Regions from separate parts of the Homo sapiens genome. Here region 2 is linked to region 1. A link is a loop called in an ENCODE intact Hi-C map of the cell type or tissue named here. Cell type or tissue: mammary epithelial cell. All regions are shown on one strand. Links, peaks and the distances in the headings refer to the core of each region. The heading gives the core; the rest is flanking DNA.

What was found. Hi-C counts contacts between places; a loop is a spot of excess contacts. Peaks named below come from ENCODE experiments on the same cell type or tissue, not always from the same donor. Only the 100,000 strongest peaks of a DNase experiment are listed, where the experiment ranks them.
Region 2: a loop joins it to region 1, with 7 times the contacts of the local background. A loop is called at or near these places in 1 of 110 quality-filtered maps.

What each region holds. Positions count from the first base shown.
Region 1 is chr20:14,580,543-14,586,822 of GRCh38, reverse strand. All of the region lies in intron 4 of MACROD2 (mono-ADP ribosylhydrolase 2), which reads right to left. The region is part of intron 1 of MACROD2-IT1 (MACROD2 intronic transcript 1); the gene reads right to left. Among named protein-coding and RNA genes, the nearest start is that of MACROD2-IT1, 29 kb to the right of the region's middle. In mammary epithelial cell, for the core only: no CTCF peak of the experiment used is centred there; DNase peaks (open chromatin) are centred at 3,242 and 3,762; H3K27ac peaks cover 421 bases.
Region 2 is chr20:14,518,770-14,525,049 of GRCh38, reverse strand. The region is part of intron 4 of MACROD2 (mono-ADP ribosylhydrolase 2); the gene reads right to left. LOC124904873 (a long non-coding RNA gene) reads left to right here and starts at 1,733. Exons shown (of 2, transcript XR_007067536.1): 1 at 1,733-1,825; 2 at 1,904-2,200. RefSeq lists an enhancer at 2,575-2,744. In mammary epithelial cell, for the core only: no CTCF peak of the experiment used is centred there; DNase peaks (open chromatin) are centred at 1,779, 2,319 and 3,369; H3K27ac peaks cover 3,889 bases.

The DNA.
Region 1 (6,280 bases), core at 703-5,702:
ACCCAGGACAGTGACACAGAACAAAAGCCTCTAAAATAAACCTCAATATATGTGAGATTCTAGATATGACAAAAGTAGTATATCAAAACTTTGGGAGACTAAATGGATCATTCATTTATTCACTAACTTTTGTAAAGCAAGAGTGAAGCAAAGGGTGTAAAGAACAAAACTGTGCCAATTAAGGGTATTCTGAGGAATTCAAAATGTTTGAAATTTGATCAAATCACCATCTTTATTCAGAATCAGTTAACTACAGAGAAAGCCAGATTGGTATTCTATGCACAGAGTTCTAAATAACCATTTCTCTTCGTCTTTTGATATTGAAACTAGTACTGGACTTTTTTATTGTTATAGCAGAAAGTATTCATTCCTGAATGTCATCTGTGTAAGCATAACTTTTCTTCTGCATCTTTTCACATGGCACCCTAGAATTAGGAAACTTAAGGAAAGATGTTACTGATTAAATCAACCTATCTAGAACATTCTAAGAATATAAAAGAGTCATTTATTCAAAGAATATGCAAACACATCATTAGAGCTAACAGATATATTGTACACACACACATACACACACACACATACACACAGCCACTTAGTAGTATCTCATCGCCCTTCATCACAAGACTTGAGACCACATTTATTTAGCAAGATGAAAATATACATATTGTTTCTCACTTCACTAATTCACATTTCCCTTTTGGTAACCAACCCATGAATCTTCTCCTATTTTCTCCAAAATGTAAAGAATTAAAACAAAACAAGAAAATAAGCACAAACAAGGCCATCACAAGTGTATCCTACTTAGTGCACTGGTTGTCCTTATAACATTTAATTTTTGATACATACAATGTCACAGATATCATTGTTTTTTGTGTTACCTAGTGGTGTTTAAATGGTTGGCCTCAAAAGGTCTTAATAACAGTTGGTTCAAGTTAAGGAAATTACATAGAAAGCTACACACCTTGAATATCTCACCTAAAACTCAGCATTTTCTTTAACAATATTGTAATATCAACATAAATCTTTTAATCTACCAAGATCCTGTATTTGAAAAACAGCTTTGTTTAAAAACTATTTTTCTTTGCAATGGTAGGTTTAAAATGATTCCATCTTTGGTATAGGAACACCTTACATATTTAATCTTTTCTGTACACTTCATGAGGTCACAAAACCATATCTGTCCCACTTATTGATTATTGGCAGTAGTTACCTGAGCAAATATATACAATAAATATCTTATAAATGAAGAAGTAAAGCCAAAATACATATAATATATCCCATTATATATTATATAGTTATACATCTGTAAAGATTACCTATATAATTATCTATATCTAAAACAAGTCATTGCACTAAAGCACCTGAATATTCCTCTTATGCTATCCTCAGAAACCCTTAGTAAGAACCTACTCTCATAGTTTACATATGATTCTAAAAGGCTTAATTTTAACTCTTCGGAAATGGGGTTATGTTGGTAGCACAGTGTGATCAGGAAGATGTTAGCACTCCATAATTTTCATAAATCCTAACACCTCCAGTAAGAAGCACATGTGCTAAGTAAAAAACAATATGTTTTTATGTATGCCCAGCTCCAAGACAAACTTGCTAGATCCCCTTCCAATTACGCTGTTCCGCCTATGTAAAAATTCTGGCTAAAGCATGTCAACTTCGGGACTCAGCTATTGTTCCCTTACCCCAGCCACAACTGGGCTGCTCTAGCAAGGCCAACAAAAGAAACTAAACTATGATCCTTAGCTGTAATTACATCAGTCCACAACTAAGGATACTGGCACCTCCACCTTCCTGGAGGACCTTAGACCAACTTTGTTGAAAGAAGATTTGTTCCCAAAGGATTTGCTAATCATAGAATCATACAATTCTAGAGTTAGAAGAAACCCCAGGGAAGAATCATGCATCATTCATTCGATCATTCAATGATTTATTCAACAAGCCTTTAATAAGTAACTAGTACAGAACTGACAATAATTTCTAGTTTAACTTCTCATCAACTAGGTATCACTGGATTGCTAGGTATAATAACTCTAAATTATAAATTTAAAAACTTTTAATTAGGCTCAATGAATTATATAAAAGAAGGCTAAAAAGATGCACCAATTTTTAAAGATTTGTCACTCAATGCTGTGGACTGAATGTGTCCCCCCACCAAATTTCAAATGTTGAAGCCCTATATGTGATGGTATTTGGAAGTGGGGCCTTTGGGAGGTAATTTAGTCATAATATTGGAGCCCCCATGATGAAATGTCTTTATAAGAAGAAGAAGAATAGCCCTTTTTCTCTCTGCCATGCAAGAATACAAAAAGAAGATGGCCATCTGCAAACTAGGGGGAGGGCCCTCACCAGAAACTGAATTGGCCCACACCTTGATCTTGGGTTACCCAGCCTCCAGAATCGTGACAAATTAATGTTTGTTGTTTAAGCTACCCAGTCGATGGTATTTATTATAGCAACCCTAACTAAAACACAGCCCACATTTACTATATTTTAGCTTAATACAAAATTGGTGTATTTTAATATTTGTATTTCTAAAGTAAGCATAACTTAAATAAATAAGCTTCAGTTATCTCGGCATGCCCTATGTATAGAAGAGCTAATTTCTAAACAAAACGCTGCTGGGTAAATGAGGTGCTTGTGGGAAATTTGGACCCACTTGAGTTTCCTGGATAGGAAAGCCCTTAATGAAAGTAGAATATAATTCATTGGTTAGAATAAAATGGAATAGTAATGGGCATAGTTAAAAGGTGAGTGAACTAAGAAAATGAAATTGCATCCCTAATTCCTGGAGGCATTTGCTAGAGAGGGGAAGGAGGAGCAGAACAGTAGGGCACCCTCATGCCGGGTAACACAAGGGCAAAGGCTGGTTCTGAGGAGGATTGATCATGCCTATGGTAACTGCCTCAGGAAGATAAAAGGAAACCAGTAGCAAGTATTCATGCATGTAGCACCTCAGGTCTGTTCACTCTGTCTCTTTCTCGTCTTCTCTATAGAAATCATGTTAGAATTAGGTTTCTATTTATATTTGTCTATCTCTTAAGACACCTGTCAGTGTTTAAAGTGAGTCATGTACCATGGATAGGGATAAATGCATTATATAAATTATATCTAATCCTTTCAACAACCTTCTAAGGTAGATCTTAATATTCCTGTTTCATAGATGAGTAAGTATTGACTCAGAGAGATTACATTACTGACCTAACATCGCTCTTCATTAGTGTTCCTCTGAAATCAGAGCCTGAGGCAAGAACCTGGACATCAGTTGTTTATTTGGGAGATGATCTCAGGAAGCAGACTGAAGTTGTGAGGAGAATGACACAGGGAAGAAGATTAGGCCAATATACAGATCTATTACTGAGGCTACTTCTTTGGGAAACTAGGGCTTGAATCCATTGGGACCTGCTGAGAAAAGTACAGATGCCTCCCAGGGTTGCCCACCTAAATGATGAGAGGCTGGGGAGTTTATTCAAGGTTCTGGACCCTGATGATTGATGGTGGTCTTTGAGGCATTAACATCCTCATTATTCTGGCCCCTAACGGTCTGTGGGTTAGGAACTCCAGCAACATAAAAGAAGGCCATGGGCAGGAAGCTAAAAGACATGCTCATGCTGGAGATGAAATGCTGTTAGCTTGAGATGAATCTGAGCTTGCACAGAACTGTCCACTGCAGCTGTTTCTCAAGTTAGAGAGAGGCCAAGGAAATCCAACACAAGACATGAGAGTCATCTGCTACAGTCACACGTCCTTAGTTCCTGAGCCTGGAAATACGCTCAGACAAGAGAGTTGCATCATCCATGAGTACTTCTGCACACTCAACCACATGCACTCAGCCACAAAGTGACAGACGGAGAGAAAAGATCAAGAGTGCAGAGGATTTTTGCCACAATTTCACTTGATGTGTATGCCCCAGAGTAAGTGTGATTTGGGAGCTGTGCCTCCTCCTGTGTGCCTCTTATTATATGAGTATCTCATGGCAAACAATGTCATTATAATGGTCACATATATATGTTTCAAACATCTGATGCTCAACAAAGAAATGGCAATTGGTTTCAATGCTGGAGGAAAAAAATATCTGGGTGGTCCTTATTAATATGTTTAACTGTATTTATTTTCTGGGCAACAGAAGACACAATTACCCTACACTGGGACCCTAACTGTAAAGTGCTTGCCTTTCCACTACACCAAGTGTATCACACTGCATTAGCACCATTTTTCTCTCTGCAAAAATCTCTCCCATTCCATTTAATATTATGCTGATGTTATGGACCTATTATGTGGCTTGAGTCTATAAAATGTTTGCTGCACAGTTTGGAGTGAATGTTCGGTGTGGACACTGATCAAGAATCTAGGTCACGCTGCTGGGAGACATCAGGAGGAGGATCTTAAGGCAACCAACTCACAGAGGATAATAAGGGCAGCAGACGAAAGCATGGGGATAACATGGTAACAGATAACATGGGGATAGGGCTCTTTTCCAGCATTCGAGATTTGTGAGTAAAGTGTCCCTTATCATAATATGATAAACTGAATGTATTAAGTAGAAAAATAACGTGATTTTAAAAACACAATAGAGAAGGGAGCATGCACTAAAACATGCCTATGATGATTTTTCTCTTTCATACTGTCTTAGCTTGTATGAAATAAAAAAGCAGAGCTTGAGATGAGGACTTGTGCACAGATAGTTTATTCAGAGAAGTGGTTCCCAAAAAACTAGAATGAGAGTTGAATGGGATAGGAAGTGTAAATGTAAAACAGGAAGGGGGAAAGCCAATCCAAGGGTGTATAGTTGGGCTGGTGACTAACGTGAGCAACTGACGTTTAATCTTACTGGGGATGCTATCAGGAAATGTGTAGAATAACTTCAGAACTGTCTGCCTGAGACATAGAAAGAAGAGCATGCTCCTACCTGCTCCCATCCCATATTGGCCAAGAACTGAATCAGGTATAAGGATGCACTGGACTACCTGACTCCCAAGAGCAGTAGCCAACACACCTCCGAGGAAGAAACAGTTTCAGGTACAGCTAAGGTGAGGAGTTATCAGGTTATATCTCTGTTCAGCTGATGCAACAGCAATGGATGATGGGAAGAGTCGGCTGGGAGAATGTGAAATAAAGCATAAAAGATGTCTAATGCTCATATTAAAATGCACTCTGTCCATCAAAGTGTCCACAGAAATCAAACCACAGTGACTAAGTTTTATATATTTAAATAATGTAAAAGTAATATAAATCCTAAATGATGGCCTTTTATAATGCTCCTTAGTCCAATTCCAATAAAAGGGATATTTTAAAATAGAAACTCTATCCCAGGATTCTAAATTAAGGAAGTCATGCTACAGTGTGTTTTTTAAAAGGCCAAGAAAAATAAATAATACAATGAATGAAGAAATTGCAAGTGGTTAAATCAGTGGTTGTCAACCTTCGCTCCACGCTGGAATCAGGTAAAGAGATTTACAAAATATAGATGCTCAAGTTCTACAATCAGAGATTCTGATTTGATTGGTCTGGAGTGTGGCTAGAACATGAGAATTTTTTAGAGTTCTCCAGGTAATTCTAATATGCAGCTAAGGTTGAGACACATTGGCTTAAGCAAAGCACAAGTGAAAAAACCAAGAGTGTTTTAAGTACTAATGGGGACTATAATCCAAAGTGTTTTTCCTTTAATTCAAGCATTTAGATCATATGCTTTAGCTGAAAATGTCTGGGCTGGGTTATTGTTTTAGATTTCAAAAAGAGTCTCATATATGGCACTCACGACATCAGCCTTTGCAAACTGCCCACAGGTAGATTGGTATTATAGTTACTCGTTTTATATTCTCACAGTGGACTGCCAGGTGAGCAGAGGATCAGTTTAGCTTTTCAAATGTGTTCTTCAGAGATAAAGCTCTGCAATGACTGACTGAATAAATAAATTCATTGGTAATAAATGAAGCAATCTGCTACTGGATGTTTGCCCCCAAAGTATTCATTACTAAGTAAACTTGAGGTCATTAAAATGTTAACACAGTAAAAGAACACTGAAAAAAGAACATATGTCTACTGAAGTGTTTGGCACAAACTTGTTAACTTCAAGCTTCCTTTCTTTGGTAGAAAAGTAGGTCCTAAGGTCACGACTTCCTAGTTTTCATTTTTAGCTATAATGCTGCCATCAGTGTTTTGACCTGACCACCTGCTTAAGAGAAGCCAGGGCTTTGCCAGCATTTGTTTACACAGCACAATCCTGGGCATGCCAGTCTCCTTATGTTATCACCAGGAGTGTCTTGAAATA
Region 2 (6,280 bases), core at 798-5,797, 62 kb after region 1:
ATTGATGTGTCAAGACCACATATCACCCTGCGTTTTCAACATAAAGATAAGAAAATGGGGGCTCTTCCTAACCCCTTACATTCTCATCCATAAAGCAATAAGAATAGGGTTCTTCTAGGCTTTTCTCCTAGTGTGGTGAACGAGTTCTTGCAAGAGGAAAGCAATACAGAGACAGTATGAGGCAAGTGAGGAAGCAGGGCAAGGGGCTCTGATTTGAGACTCCGCATGAATGCTGCTCAAGACCAGGAAGGAGGCTGGGGAAGCTAGCGAGAAGGTTAAGGACTTGAGGAGCATCAGTGAAGGTGGTAAAGTTGGGGTGGGGTGAGTGTTCTAAATATGCTCTCCCTTTCCCTCTTAGTGGCATCTCAAGGGAGCAGTGAGTCCAAGGCTAACGCAGGCAGGGGACAAGAGCATGAGCATCCCAGGTGTGATGTATACGTAAGTGGTAGGCTTCCTTCCTTTATCCTGTCCTTCCTTTTCCTCCTCTGTTCCACCCTTATCTTGCCACTGCTAGTCCTCATTTGGCGTTGAAACAAAACAAAAGTGAGATTCCAATTTATTAGGATAAGTTAGAAAAGAAAGTCTTCACTTGTCCAGTCAGCTGCTATTCAAGAAAAAGCTTAGGACATCTCTAGAGCCCTAGCCAACTCTAGTAAAGATAGAGAAAGTGGTTAAGAACATGAACAATGTGAAGGAATGGGTGAATTAGACCACATAATTATATCGGAAAGGACATTGGTGGTTCGGAAAAAGTGAATCCTTAAGGTGAAAGACTACTTTAAAGAAGAGTTTTAAAAAATTTTCACCATGTAGGGTGAAATAAGTTGAAGGAAAGATTTTCCAATGCAAGATTTCTGCCATAACCAGAGTGACTACAGGTCCTGGTTTATGACTTCTGAGGCAATGTAATTATAAATACCGTTCCCTTTTGCTTTCAAGGTGTCATGTTTTAAATAATAAATTATATAATCAACCTAGCTATAACCTATAAGCACATTCTATCATCCTTAAAGGACTGAGGACATTTTAGAGTTCATGGTTTTATGTGTGTTTTATCTAGAACAATGTCCAGATTAACTCTAGATGAACAACGTCCGGATCACCTCTCATAACTAGACTGGCATATCCTCAGGAAGGATCTAAGGGCAATTGCAGGAGACAAAAGGGGATGTTTAATACCATTCGCTGGACTCTTATGAATAGGCAAACTCATATAGACACAAAATACTCAGATACGGTGTTAAGATCTGCACTGAGAATTAGATCTTGCTATAGAATTTGGGGGTACCCAGAAAACATAAGCTAGTAAATTTCTAGAAGAGGATGCTATGCTGACATCTGTCAGTGGACTAGGTAGGATCTCTGCTATTTTATGAAGTGTAACTAGAGGTCCATATTTTTGTGACTGTGGAGAACAGACACTGAAATTAATGCCCAAGGTTGGTTTAACCCTAGGAGCTTCCAGTGAGGCCCAACAGGAGCCCAGGAACCCTAGGTGAAGAAAAGATGAGAAAATGTTTAGAGATAGTTGAGTCCCCAATCTCCTGGGGAGGAGACTCACTGATTAAATAAAATCCAAGAAAGGTGGCACATACATTACCCCAAAATGGGGACAGAAGCTGGAGGTCTCTGATTCTGAACCCACAGGTGATGCTGTCATCACCGTGAAGCAGAAAATATAATTGTAGAAGGAAGGTTGAGACACTCAACATTCCAGAGAGGAATCTCACACATTATTCATTTCCCCCTTGGTGTGGAGAACACAGCAGTACACCAGGGCCCCTCTGTCTGCTGGTGATTGGAGGAGAAAGCAAGCCATCTATTGGTGAGGCCTCGAAAGGTTTTTCTGGGGGAGAAGAGTAGAAGGAGTTGTAACTATCCCTTTGCTTCCTTTTTTCTACAGCAGAAACATGCCAGCGTCTTTTTTTAATGGAAGATCATCTATGAAAATCGGAAAATGGAAGAGGACCTTCTACAATGCTACTCAAAGCCAGGAAATATTTTTAGCATAGTTAATAACAGATCGAGGGATAAGACAGTTGAGAAATTCATTCTCAAAAGTATAAAAGGCGTGACTGTGAGACCGGTATTTCCTTCCTTCATTCATTTAAACAATATTTACTGAGTGCCTACAGATTACTAAACACTGCTCTAGGAGGTAGGGAAACATCTATGAATAAAACAGTTAGAAATCCCTGTCCTCAGTGACCTTATTTATATTCTAGAGTTGGGAGTTTACATTCTAATGCTTCATGTTGAGACTAGATCTATGAGGATGGGTTCTCTTATTGCCTCTAGCCACAGAATGGACCAGAAGATCTCCTTAATTCCATACAAGGAAATTAATGACTGGCAACCTGAGTCAAATGCCATTGAGAGGGAAAAACGTGCAGGGACAAGAACCGGAGAGTTTTAAGAAACCAAAAGGCCTGTTGGAGAGAAAATGAATTTGACGTTCCACAAACAAGAAAAGACCTGTGCAGTACAGGCCAAAGGCCTCTGACACCCACTAAGGATCTTAAATAGTAAGCCCGACAGAGTAGAGGCACCTTACCCAAGATAGTTTCTGTATACATGGCTACAGGCCTCTCAAACCCGGAGGAAGAACTGCCTTCTGAATACACTGCTGTGACTGACCAATCTAGAAAATGTCTCTTCAGCTTTACATTTCTGCTTGGGTTTCAGGGTTTTGCTTTTATTTTATTTTACTTTGTTAGTGTTTGAGGGGAAAGGTGTTTTGTTGGGTTGTGCTGTATTTATTTTCAGCAGTTGACTACACTACCCAACCTGCTAATGTTGAGGACCTATCTATCTGTGTTATGTATGGCCATCTTGATATTTTAAATAGAATAGCTTTTTTAACCCAATCGTTTTCAAATATATTATATTTAACACCATTTCACCCAAAAGATGAATATGTAAACCAGACAGAAGAAGAGCTGCTCGGATTAGAACTCAGAGCAGGTGGGGAGGGAGCAGGAGTCCTGCCTGTCCTCTCATCACAGCGGCTTCGACGGGAAGGCTTCATTAACCCCCTAGAGATGCACCAAGCACAGACTGAAAACCTAACCTGTCTGCATTGGTGGGGAGTGCTGCTGCCTGGCCACCTGGTCTAAAATACATGATCCAAAATACAGCATCAACTCATATTGCTGAAATGAGATGTGTGAGAAAGATATTAGTCATTTCAATATAAACAAAGAGAATCCTGATTAAAAGACTTCCCATGGAATAATTAGTTGTCAGAATATAAGAGCTGAAAATATCCATGGCTAACAGAGTGACAACCAGGGCTTGTACTGACTACATGATGAATAGTGGAAGACAACCATGGTGAAGTGAAAACAAAAAACAAATATAAAAAGAACTATGACTAAAGTTACTGTGAACAGGCTGATTCTTCTCACCACCAATTACATCACATCAATGCATACACACTATTCATCCAACAAGCATTTATGAAGTGCTTACTATGTGCCAGGCATGTTGCTAAGTATTAAGAATACAGAAAAAAATAATATAGTCATCACTGTGCAAATGCTTACAGTCTTCCGTAGGAGACAAACCTGCAGGTAGAGGGATATAAAGATAATCTTATTTAATGTAATATAGAAAGTACTTAGTATGCTGCCTGGCATACAATAAGCTAACTATAAATGTTAGTTATTATTAGCAGCTTAATCTCCTGTTGCTATTTACTGGCTCCCCAAAAGAAGAGAGATGAATTTTCAAATACTGGAGACTGTGATAAGCAACCTAAGGGGAAGGAAGAGGCCCCCAAGAGGGCAGGTTTTAGAAACAACAGAGGCTTTTGCTCTGCTGGGTGGCTTATGCAAGCTGAGGGTGACAACTAACCTGCTTAGAATGAGGAAGGGCACATTTTAGAAAGCATATGGAAGAGATGACATTATGAGAAAGAAAAACATGAGGTATTTTGCTTGGGGAAAAATAGAGGTAGCCAATGCACTTTTATTAAGTCTGTGCTTTGGAGTGCATCATGTTAATCCTCTTCCATGTCTCCCCAGGAATTTTCTGTAAAACTTCAAGAAAACCTATTTGGGGGGTGTGTGTGTGCGTGTGTGTGTGTGTGTGCGCGCACGCACGCGTGCATGTCTGTGTGTGTATCTGTGTCTGTGTGTATCTAGTGCTAATGTCCTGTTTAAGATTGCCCCTGATTGAAGAAAGAAGCTTCTCAGGGAGGAGGTAAGTAGAGCAGGGACTGATCCCAACTTGGTCTATAACAAACAAGAAAAAAACAAAGTAAAAGCCTATCATTACAGGTGGAAGATAAAGAAATGGTAAAGGTACAAAGGTAGCAAAAGAGGGAAGAGTCAGCTCTACCTGGGGAAGTCAGGAAAGTTTACACAAAGTAGGTGGTATTAATATTTGAGCTGAATTATAAAGAATCGGTAGTTCACCAGGGAAGATGAAAAACTAGGAGCAAGGAGCGAAAGATTATATGTGGATTAGTATGTAGATTGTAACATGCCAATTCTGATCAATAAAAGTAGTTCAACTAGGCCAGAAAAGAAGCTGTAGAAACAGAAAAAAAAAAAATAATAACAAAAAAAACCTCAAACAGTGAAATATCTTGAGCTTGTCTTTCAAACCAACAAGCAAACAAACCTACTCAAGGATAAGCATCAAAGAAATAAATCAGAGTAAAGAATTCAGGCATAATGAATCATGGTAAATAAACTGATGGTTTTCTTGAGTTTTCTTTCTTTTTTGTTGTTTTTGTTGGGTTTCAAAAGAAGCTAGTGCAAATAAATTGGCTTTACACTCCACCATCTTTTAAAAGAAGCCTCTAGTTTGTGCACTTAAAAAAAACTTTTACTTTAGGTGTAGGGGTACACGTGCAGGTTTGCTATACATGTAAACTCATGTCACAGGGTTTGCTGTACAGGTTATTTAGCCACCCAGGTACCAAGCATAGTACCTGACAGATATTTTTTCTGATTCACTCCTTCTCCCTCCCTCCACTTTCCAGAAGGCCCCCGTGTCTGTTGTTTGCCTCTTTGTGTCCATGTTTTCTCATTGTTTAGCTCCCACTTATAGGTGAAAACATGTGGTATTCGGTTTTCTGTTCCTGCAAATGCAGGAACAGATAATGGCCTCCAACTCCATCCGTATTTCTGCAAAGGATACGATCTCGTTCCTTTTATGGCTGCATAGTATGCCATGGTGTATATGTACCATGTTTTCTTTATCCAGTCTATCATTAATGGACATTTAGGCTGATTCTATGTCTTTGCTATTATGAATAGTGCTGCGATTAACATACATATGCATGTGTCTTTATGTTAGGACAATTTATATTCCTTTGGGTATATACCCAATAATGGGGTTGCTGGGTTGAATGGTAATTCTGTTTTTAGCTCTTTGAGGAATCGCCAAACTGCTTTCCACAGTGGCTGAACTAATTTACAAAAACACAAGCAGTATGTAAGTATCCTCTTTTCTCAGCAACCTCACCAGCACCTGTTATTTTTTGTCTTTTTAACAATAGCCATTCTGACTTGTGAGATGGTATCTCATTGTGGCTTTCATTTGCATTTCTCTAATAATTAGTGATGTTGAACATTTTTTCATATGCTTTTTGGCTGCATGTATGTCTTCTTTGAAAAGTGCCTGTTCAGTCCTTTTCCCCCTAGTTTGTGCAATTTCATGGTGTTCTAGGTTCTAAAAACCCTACACATTCTGATCTTATTCCCTACAGTTTGGGACACTTCAGGATTTCAGGAGTAAACAGATCACTAAGCAGCAGAACTGGTTTTTCTGAATATACTTCATAAAATCAATGAATCTTGATTCTAAGAAAGGTCTCCTTGTCCCTGCTTTCAAGCAGAAGAGAAAGTTTTTAAAATTGCAGAAAACTGTGTTGGGAGGTAAAAGATTCCAGTGACTAACACTTCACATTGCTATAATTTTCTTTGTTTAACTTAGTACTTTAGTCATTCTCTTGTCTATCTCTAGTGAAGAAGAACAAATTATCTTTTGTATTGTTTTCATATATTTAAAGTCACCAGTATTTTCATTTCTAGGGGCTGAATAACTTTTTCGCCACCACATATATGCAATTTTCAGTTCTTTAATCTTTTCTCTGCTTTCATAATGTCATGAATAAGCTTGTCCTATCTTGTTCCAGCTTTAAGGATTGTGATTTTTCAAAAAGCCTTTCCTGTGAAATCCAGACCTCACTCATATCTGTGCTTCCTCTCTTAACTGCATAATTTCATGTGAATTATATCCTATGAGTGCTGATATAAACACTTTAGTC